2 separate regions of the Homo sapiens genome follow, and region 1 is linked to region 2. Evidence: read pairs that join two places in POLR2A ChIA-PET (ENCODE). Cell type or tissue: CD4-positive, alpha-beta T cell. All regions are shown on one strand. Region 1 overlaps IQGAP1 (IQ motif containing GTPase activating protein 1). Region 2 overlaps CRTC3 (CREB regulated transcription coactivator 3).

Evidence for each region. ChIA-PET counts read pairs that join two places held together with the same protein. Peaks named below come from ENCODE experiments on the same cell type or tissue, not always from the same donor. Only the 100,000 strongest peaks of a DNase experiment are listed, where the experiment ranks them.
Region 1: POLR2A ChIA-PET joins it to region 2 with 5 read pairs; 4 of 35 experiments call an interaction of 5 or more read pairs at or near these places.

The regions. Positions count from the first base shown.
Region 1 is chr15:90,479,654-90,484,653 of GRCh38, forward strand. IQGAP1 (IQ motif containing GTPase activating protein 1) reads left to right here. Exons shown (of 38, transcript NM_003870.4): 27 at 2,307-2,447; 28 at 2,544-2,628; 29 at 3,708-3,940; 30 at 4,567-4,699. Among named protein-coding and RNA genes, the nearest start is that of CRTC3, 48 kb to the right of the region's middle. In CD4-positive, alpha-beta T cell, a CTCF peak has its summit at 2,928 (motif pointing left); DNase peaks (open chromatin) are centred at 1,538 and 2,918.
Region 2 is chr15:90,563,960-90,568,959 of GRCh38, forward strand. The region is part of intron 2 of CRTC3 (CREB regulated transcription coactivator 3); the gene reads left to right. Among named protein-coding and RNA genes, the nearest start is that of CRTC3, 37 kb to the left of the region's middle. In CD4-positive, alpha-beta T cell, no CTCF peak of the experiment used is centred here; DNase peaks (open chromatin) are centred at 362, 2,682 and 4,742; H3K27ac peaks cover 1,599 bases.

The sequences.
Region 1 (5,000 bases), 84 kb before region 2:
GAGGATAGGTTGAGCATGGGAGGTTGAGGCTGCAGTGTGCCTTGATGGCGCCACTGCACTCCATCCTGGTTGACAAAAAAAGAAAGAAGGGGCGTTTCCTTATTAGGAATCATTTGGCATCTGATTGGTTCTCAGTACCATGTAGGTCTGTTATCAGGACTCAGATCATTGCAAAAGTCTTTTTAATTTTTTTGCCTGCATACCTGAGGCCCACATCCAGGAATGTGGTCAGCCAAGTGCAATACTTGTCTGGGAAGTTTTGCCTGCAACCCAGGGCATTCCTTGCCGATAGCCCCATGTACACTGGCTCCGGGCTTCTCAGTTATTTCCTCTGATGGTCCATGAGTCAGTCATTTTCAGATCCAAAGCCCGCTGGACATTTCAGGATTGGTTTTCTTGTGGGTACCTATAAGAAACTGGTGTCTTATTTTGCCTTTCATAAAATGGAAATTGAGCCAGGCATGGTGGCATGCACCAGTAGTCCCAGTTGCTCAGGAGGCCAAGACAGGAAGATCGCTTGAGCCCAGGAGTTTGAGCACTGCCTGGGCAATGTAGACCCCATATCTTAAAAAAAAAAAAAAAAAAAAAGGAAATTGATTTGAACTCTTTTTAAGATACCAGTGACTGTGAGGGATGGTGGTGTGGTGGGGATCTGTCCTGCAGGTAAGCATCACAGGTCCCTTAGCTTTCTTCTTTTACTTCAGCCACCATACACGTAGCAAACTGGAATCTTGTCACCTCTTGGGAATGTTCTTTCCTAAAATCTCAAAGTTAATGTTCTGTTCTATCACCAACGTTTTTTAGCATATTGATTCCCTTGCTGGTTACTACTTTTAAAACTCATATAAATAATAAAATATACAATATTCTTTATTGTTAAGTTCCATGTATTTATTTATTTCTCATAGAATGTTTCTGTTGATTTTTGCAGAATTTTTGTGTTCATAGTCTACCAATTTTAATTTAGCCATGCTATGACAAATGAAGAGGGGTATCCCTATCTACTTGTATTTTTCTTTTTGTTGTTGTGGTTGAGACAGAGTCTCGTTCTGTTGGTCAGGCTGGAGTGCAATGGTGTAATCTCAGCTCACTGCAACCTCTGCCTCCCTGGTTCAAGCGATTCTGCTGCCTCAGCCTCCCGAATAGCTGGGATTACAGGCATGCGCCACACGCCTGGCTAATTTTTGTATTTATAGTAAAGATGGGGTTTCTCCATGTTGGCCAGGCTGGTCTCAAACTCCTGACCTCAGGTGATCCACCCGCCTCGGCCTCCCAAAGTGCTAGGATGACAGGCGTGAGCCACCACACCCGGCCTCTACTTGTATTTTCTAAGGCTGCCATAACAAATCACCTCAAATTGGGTGGCTTAAAACAACCGAAAGTCATGGTCTCACAATTGTGGAGGCCAGAAATTTGAAACCATTATCATGAAGTCGAGGTGCTGGAAGAGCCACGCTCCCTGCAGAGGCTCTAGTGGAAACTCTGTTTCTTGACTCTTAGAGCTTGTGGTGACTGTTGACATCCCTCAACTTGTGGCTGTGTGGTTCCAGCCTCTGCCTTTGTGGTCACATTGCCTTCTCTTCCCCTTCTGTGTGTACCAAAGCTCTCTCTGCCTCTTTTTTTTTTTTTTTTTTTTTTTTTTAAGACAAGGTCTTGCTCAAGCAGTCCTCCCACCTCAGCCTTCCTAGTAGCTGGGAATGCTAGCATGTGCTGCTGTGCCTGGCATAGCACTCCTATCCTTGAAGACCTCCTTCTGGTTTCTAACAAAGTCCAGATTTGTCAGTATCATATACGGGGTCTGTCATGGCCTGCTCCCTGTCTGCTTTTCCACTGTCATTTCTCCTGTCTCCCCTTCCTTCCTAGAAGACTCTTCCTCTCCTTTTTTCCTGAGTTCAAGCATCCCTTCGTTTTGGAAGCTTTCCTTGCTTTTTCCATTCTGAGTTGAAGCCCTTTCCCTATGGTCCTGTGGCACTTTTGGTGAACTGATTTACAGCACAATAGGTTTATAATCATCTGTTTGTGTGTCGCTCCCACCAGACTGTAAAAGACTGAAGAGAAGGTGTCATGTCTTGTATAACTTTTATTCCCAAGTGCCTGTTATTGTGCCTGGCACACAATTCAGGCACCTGATTCACAGTTAAAAACCTGCGTTCAGATTCTAGACTTATCACTTACCAGCCCCGTGAGGATGAGCTTAAGCTATCTAATATTTCTGGGTCTTATAGTTTATGAAAGATAAGACACTTGCTTCAGGCTGTTCCTGGCTGTTAGTCTAACATAGTTGGGTATAATTTCTGTCTTCCCAGCAAACTGCCCTATGATGTGACCCCTGAGCAGGCGCTAGCTCATGAAGAAGTGAAGACACGGCTAGACAGCTCCATCAGGAACATGCGGGCTGTGACAGACAAGTTTCTCTCAGCCATTGTCAGCTCTGTGGACAAAATCCCGTGAGTGCCATCAGTTGTCATGACCCCCAGTAGAACCCAGCACTAAGTGCCTTTCTGCTCCTTGGCCCTTCTCACTAAGTTTTGTCCATCCCGCAGTTATGGGATGCGCTTCATTGCCAAAGTGCTGAAGGACTCGTTGCATGAGAAGTTCCCTGATGCTGGTGAGGATGAGCTGCTGAAGGTAAGAATCTCATAGCCGGCAGACTCCTGCCCTTTGAGGACAAAGCAATAAAACCAGGGCTGACCATAGATCATTACTAACTGCCTAAGTGTAGGTTCTGGCAGTAGCTTACCATTGATTGTGAGCTTTTGAAAGCAATTGTAATTGGTAAATGGTACCTCTCTTAGGATGAAACACTTCCTATAGTTTGGCACACAAACATCAAACAAGTAGAAAGATGGATTTTTCCTGTTTTCAGATGAGTTTCTTTGAGTCCTATCTTTTCGCTGTAGTATTGTTCCCTCTGCTGGTGACCTGGCGAATAGTAGCAGGCACAGTTGTTTCTGCTAAGGCTGTTGCTGATAACTCTTTCTTACTCAGCTATGCTCTTCTCTTTTCTTTTTTTTTTTAATCTGAATGCTTTTTTCTTCTCTCTCCTAGTTCTGTGCTTTCCTACAGTGAGGCCTCGATTCTAGACTTTCTGTTCAGGTGAATTAATTTTATTTCTTCTGAATGAAACTCTAGGGGAAATGCTGTGACTGCCCCTGAATTCTTCTGTGGAAGAGATGTGTGTTAAGTGAATTTAATTTCAGAGGCATGAACTTGGCCTTTGAAGTCTGCAGCATGAGAATGTTGGGAGGTGGGGTTACTCTATGCTGATTGGGTCATGTTAAGGAATTTAGCTATGTTTGTTAGCTTTTTATAAGGAAAGCCCATCTACATGAAAGTACAAAGTGCATGTGGGTGACAGCAGCCTTATTTGCTACCATGATATGTGAACAAAAGATGCCCTGAAATACTTAATAACAGACTTTAAGTGTGTCATTTTTACCTTCTGAATCTGCTCTTTCATTAACTACTGGCAGTAGTTTTCAGTTCTGTTCTCATTGTTTTCCTGTATTGAACAAAGGGATATTTCATTTAGTTCCAGGCCATGAGAGAGAGTGTGTATATGTGCATGCATGCGTGTGTATATGTATTTTTTATTTATTTTTTCCTCATAGGACTGCATTTTCTGCTTTTCTTTGCTAGCAAAGTCATTTATAGCTTCCTTGGTGGTATGTCTTTTAATACCCATCTTTCTGTTTCGTCTGTTCCAGATTATTGGTAACTTGCTTTATTATCGATACATGAATCCAGCCATTGTTGCTCCTGATGCCTTTGACATCATTGACCTGTCAGCAGGAGGCCAGCTTACCACAGACCAACGCCGAAATCTGGGCTCCATTGCAAAAATGCTTCAGCATGCTGCTTCCAATAAGATGTTTCTGGGAGATAATGCCCACTTAAGCATCATTAATGAATATCTTTCCCAGTCCTACCAGAAATTCAGGTAAGGGGAAAGGCACAAGTGCTTAAGAGAGTCTGTGGATGTATTTTTATTGTTGAGGGGAAAAATAAGATTAAAAACCACCTCTCACTTTCCCCGGACTGCCATATGTAGAAGACGTGTTTGATGTGCCCAGGATTCCAGAAGATGATCCATTTACTTTGAAGAGAATTTTCATATGAAATAGATAGTAGTTAACACTTATGAAATAGATAGTAGTTAACATAAAAATAATGATGATTATGCATTTAGTACATGTTACCTTGTAATCAGAGAAGAATTGGAGAATGCTTTTAATTTTTGTAAATTAACATCTAGTTTTGAATTCAGTGCTTCAGAGCACTGTCTTAGAGATAGAATTGGTTCTCCTAATGGTGTCTGGAAACTTTTAAGTCATGGTGCAATGGTTCTTATGGGTAAAACTAAAACTACAAACTAGGTGGAGAAAGAAGTTATTCGAACCACTATCCCAAGGTTGTCAAGCACAGCAAACACACAGCACTTTCTCTTGAAGTAACTGTTGACTGGCTTCTGTTTGCACTCATTGTGTGAGAGGTTTGTGAAATGTCCTCTTGCCAACTTCATGTGTATGTCCCTTTTTGGGGGGCTGCCTCCTGTGCTTATTTCAGACGGTTTTTCCAAACTGCTTGTGATGTCCCAGAGCTTCAGGATAAATTTAATGTGGATGAGTACTCTGATTTAGTAACCCTCACCAAACCAGTAATCTACATTTCCATTGGTGAAATCATCAACACCCACACTGTAAGTATTTTTCTTTAATTACTTAATTTCATTGTCCTTAATTATTATCCCTGGCTGCTGCTTATCATCTCTGGTAGCCAGGTGTCTAACCTTCCTGTAATCTAACTGACAATGCATCTCCTTGATGTCTCTTTTTTTGCTTGTTATTCTTTTTTGTTTATTTATTTATTTTTTGAGACAGAGTCTCACTGTGTTGCCCAGGCTGGAGTGCAGTGGCGCGATCTCGGCTCACTGCAAGCTCCACCTCCTGGGTTCACACCATTCTCCTGCCTCAGCCTCCCGAGTAGCTGGGACTACAGGC
Region 2 (5,000 bases):
GCAAAAATGTACTGAACTTTTGCTGTGCATCAGGCAATATGGCTAACTAAGGCTTTGCATACATCATTTACTCTTTCTAGTAACCCCAGAGTAGGTACTATTACTGTCTCTATTTACAGGGAAGACTGTGGAGGCCAAGAAGGATTAAACAATTTCCCTGCATCACACAGCCAAAAATGGTAAAGCCAGATTTGAAGTCCAGGCTCTTTGATTCTGGAGTTCATGCTAGTAACTACCAGCTCTCCGTCTGGCAGTGTTTTGTTCTTTTGTTGAATTACTAAAACAGAACTATTTTCTCTGAATGCAGAAGTTGAAACCTGTTGAGGAAATTCAACCAGAGTATTTCTTGAAGAAAAAAGAAACCATTTCCTGATTTCTTTATTTGTTAACCCTATGACATCATTAGGGTTGGTAGTAGCTGCTCCTTTGCCTTCACACACAAGAAAAAAGTGTGCAAATAGTTCTTAGGAACTACTGAAGCTGTTCAGAGGACCAGAAGCTAGACCCTCCTCTATTATTTTCTCTGCCCTACGTCTGGCCTTTTTAGCTTGTGGAACTTATCATCCCCGCCATCCAGTAAAGGCTACAAAGGCCCCGAGACTAGTCCCTGCAGTTACTACTGATGTTCTTTTCTTGCTTCTCATCTGCTTTTACTACCAGTTCTGTCTTGCCCATGGTCAAACCATTATCTCTAAAACTCCACCTTCTAAGCTACCTCTGACCCTTCGAATTTGCCATGGTTAGAAAAATCAGGAAAATAGGAAACCTAACCAGCAAAGAAACATCTGGGAGTGTATTTGTTGTCACTGTAAGCAATGACACATAGATTAAAACAATAAGATACCATAGGCAGGAATGGATAGAGTATGGACTCAAGAGTAAGGCAGCTTGGGTTCAAAGCCTGTCTCTACCCATTACAAGCCTTGTGTTCAACAATTTAACCAACCTTCCTTCCTTCCTTCCTTCCTTCCTTCCTTCCTTCCTTCCTTCCTTCCTTCCTTTCATGGAGTTTCGCTCTTTTTGCCCAGGCTGGAGTGCAATGATGCGATCTTGGCTCACCGCAACCTCTGCCTCCCGGGTTCAAGCGATTCTCCTGCCACAGCCTCCCGAGTAGGTGGGATTACAGACATGCGTGACCACGCTGGCTAATTTTGTATTTTTAGTTTTTAGTAGAGACGGGGTTTCTCCATGTTGGTCAGGCTGGTCTTGAACTCCCGACCTCATGTGATCCACCCACCTCAGCCTCCCAAAGTACTGGGATTACAGGTGTGAGCCACCGTGCCTGGCCAATGTAAGCTTTCTAAGTCTCGGTTTCTTAATCTGTAAGGTGGGGATAATAATAGTAGCACTTCACAGTGTCGTGAGGATTAAACGAGATAATGTATACGAAGCATCTAACACTGTACCTAGAGCATATAAATGCCAATAAAGGCTAATTATCAAAGTCATAACTTAGCCTTTTTACCCATTAAATTAGGACAAATTTTTGAGTGATATTCAGTGTTGGTGAGTGGGTAATGCAATGTGCTCTTGTATACAGGCACACCTTGTTTTATTGTGGTTTGCTTTTTCTGCTTTACAGATACTGTGCTTTTTACAAGTTGAAGGTTTGTGGCAAACCTGCATGGAGCAAGTCTATTGGTGCCATTTTTCAATGGCATGTGGCTCACTTCATGTCTCTGTTGCATTTCAGTAAATCTTGCAACATTTCAAACTTTTTCATTATTATATCTGTTATGGTGATCTGTAATCGGTGATCTTTGGTATTACTGTTGTAATTGTTTTGGGGTCCCGTGAACATCACCCACATAAGTTGGTGAACTTAATCAAGAGAAATGTTGTGTGTCTTCTGACTGCTCCATTGATCAGCCATTCCTGTGTCTCTCCCCCTCCTTGGGCCTCCCTCTTCCCTGAGATAACAATATTGAAATTAGGCCTCTAAGTGTTCAAGTGAAAGAAAGAGTTGCATGTCTTTCACTTTAAATAAAAAGCTGCAAATGATTGAGGTTAGTGAGGAAAGCATGTTGAAAGCCAAGGTAGGACAAATTCTTGAAGGAAATTAAGTGCTATTCTGATGAACACACAAATGATAAGAAAGTGAAACAGCCTTATTTGCTCATAAGGAGAAAGTTTAAGTGGTCTGGATAGATCAAACTAGCCACCACATTCCCTTAAGCCAAAGGCTAATCTAGAGCAAAGCCTAACTCTCTTCTGTTCTATGAAGACTGAGAGAGCTGAGGAAGCTACAAAAGAAAAGTTTGAAGCTAGCAGAGGTTGGTTCATGAGGTTTAAGGAAAGAAGCCATCTCACCCAGGCGCAGTTTCTCATGCCTGTAATCCCAGCATTTTGGGAGGCTGAGGTGGGTGGATCGCTTGAGGTCAGGAGTTTGAGACCATCCTGGCCAATATTGTGAAACCCCGTCTCTACTAAAAATACAAAAATTAGCCGGGCATGGTGGCGTGTGCCTGTAGTCGTAGCTACTTGGAAGGCTGAGGCAGGAGAATTGCTTGAACCCAGGAGGCGGAGGTTGCAGTGAGCCGAGATCATGCCACTGCGCTCCAGCCTGGGTGACAGACCAAGACTCTGTCTATTAAAAAAAAAAAAGAGGAAGAAGAAGCCAACTCCATAACATAAAAGTACAGGATGAAGCAAGAATTGCTGCTATAGAAGCTGCAGCAAGTTATCCAGAAGATCTGGCTGAGGTCATTGCTGAATGTGGCTGCACTCAGCCACAGATTTTCTTTCCTCCTTTCTTTTTTTTTTTTTTTTGAGACAGAGTCTTGCTCTGTCGCCCAGGCTGGAGTGCAATGACACAATCTCAGCTCACTGCAACATCCACCTCCCAAGTTCAAGCAATTCTCTTGCTTCAGCCTCCCGAGTAGCTGGGATTATAGGTGCCCGCCACCACACCTGGCTAATTTTTGTATTTTTAGCAGAGACAGGGTTTCACTATGTTGGTCAGGCTGGTCTCGAACTCCTGACCTCAGGTAACTCACCCTTCTTGGCCTCCTGAAGTGCTGGGATTGCAGGTGTGAGCCACCGTGCCCAGCCTGCATTTTCAACATAGATGAAACAGTCTCTTTTGGAAGCAGATGCCATCTAGGACTTTAATTCCTGGCTTCAAAGCTCCAAAGGACACTTCGATTCTGTTGTTAGAGACTAATGCAGCTGGTGACTTGAAGTGGTTTCAAAATCAACGCTTATTACCATTCCTAAAATCCTAGGGCCCTTAAGAATTATGTTAAATATACCCTGCCTGTGCAGTATGAGTGGAATAACAAAGCCAGGATGACGGTACATGTGTTTGCAGCATGGTTTACTGTACATTTTAAGCCCACTGTTGAGACCTACTGCTCAGAAAAAAAAGATTCCTTTCAAAATATTGCTGCTCAATTCAGTGCTTTTTCTTGGTTGATAAAAAACAAACAACTAAAATATTACTCCTGGCTGGGCTTGGTGGCTCACATCTATAATCCCAGCACTTTGGGAGGCCGAGGCAGGTGGATCACCTGAGGTCAGCAGTTCAAGAACAGCCTGGCCAACATGGTGAAACCCTGTCTCCACTAAAAATAGAAAAAATTAGCCGGGCATGGTGGCGCATGCCTGTAATCCCAGCTACTCGGGAAGCTGAGGCAGGAGAATTGCTTGAACCCGGGAGGCAGAGGTTGCAGTGAGCCAAAATTGTGCCATTGTACTCCAGCCAGGGCAACAAGAGTGAAACTCCGTCTCAAAAAATAAATAAATAAATAAATAAATAAAATATCACTCCTCGTTGACAGTGCACCTAATCATCCAGGAGCTCTGATGGAAATGTAGAAGATTAGTGTTTTTATGCCTTCTAACACAACATCTGTTCTGCAGCCCATGGATCAAGAAGTAATTTCAACTTTCAAGTCTTATTATTTAAGAAATACATTTCATAAGGCTATATATAGCTGTCATAGATAGTGATTCCGCTGATGGATCATGGCACAAAGCATACTGAAAACCTTCTGGAAAGGGTTCACTCTTTTAGATGCCATTAAGAACATTCATGGTTCATAGGAAGAGGTCACAACCTTATCAACATGAGCAAGAGTTTAGATGAAGTTGCTTCTAACCCTATTGGATGACTTTGAGGGGTTCAAGACTTCAGTGGAAGAAGTAACTGCAGATGTGATTGAAATAGCCAGAGATCTAGAATTAGAAGTGGAGCCTGAAGATGTGACTGAATTGCTGCAATCTCATAAAACTTGAATGGATGAGGAATTGCTTCTTGTGGATGAGCAAAGAAAGTGGTTTCTAGAGATGGAATCTACTCCTGGTGAAGATGTTGTGACCATTGTTAAAATGACAAAGGATTTTAAAATACCACATAAGTTTATTAAATCAGAAGTAGAGTTCGAGAGGATTGACTCCAATTTTTTTTTTTTAAATAGTCTCGCTCTGTCACCCATGCTGGAGTGCAGTGGTGCAATCTCAGCCTACTGCAACCTCTGCCTCATGGGTTCAAGCGATTCTCCTGCCTCAGCCTCCCGAGTAGCTAGGATTACAGGCACATGCTACCATGCCTGGCTAATTTTTGTATTTTTAGTAGAGATGGGGTTTCATCATATTGGCCAGGCTGGTCTTGAACTCCTGGCCTTAAGTGTTCCACCTGCCTTGGCCTCTTAAAGTGCTGGGATTACAGACCTATTGACTCCAATTTTGAAACAAGTTCTATTGTGGGTAAAAGTGTTACCCAGCAGCATCACATGGTACAGAGAAATCTTTTGTGAAAGGAAGTTGATACAGCCAACTTCGTTGTTGTCATATTTTAAGAAATTTCCACAGCCACCCCAACGTTCAGCAACCACCACTGATCAATCAGTGGCCTTCAACATCGAGGCAAGACCCTCTACTAGGAAAAAGATTACAACTCACTGAAGGCTCAAATGATCCTTAGCATTTTTTAGCAATAAAGTATTTTTAAATTAAAGTGTATATATTTTTCATGCATAATGCTATTGCACACTTAATAG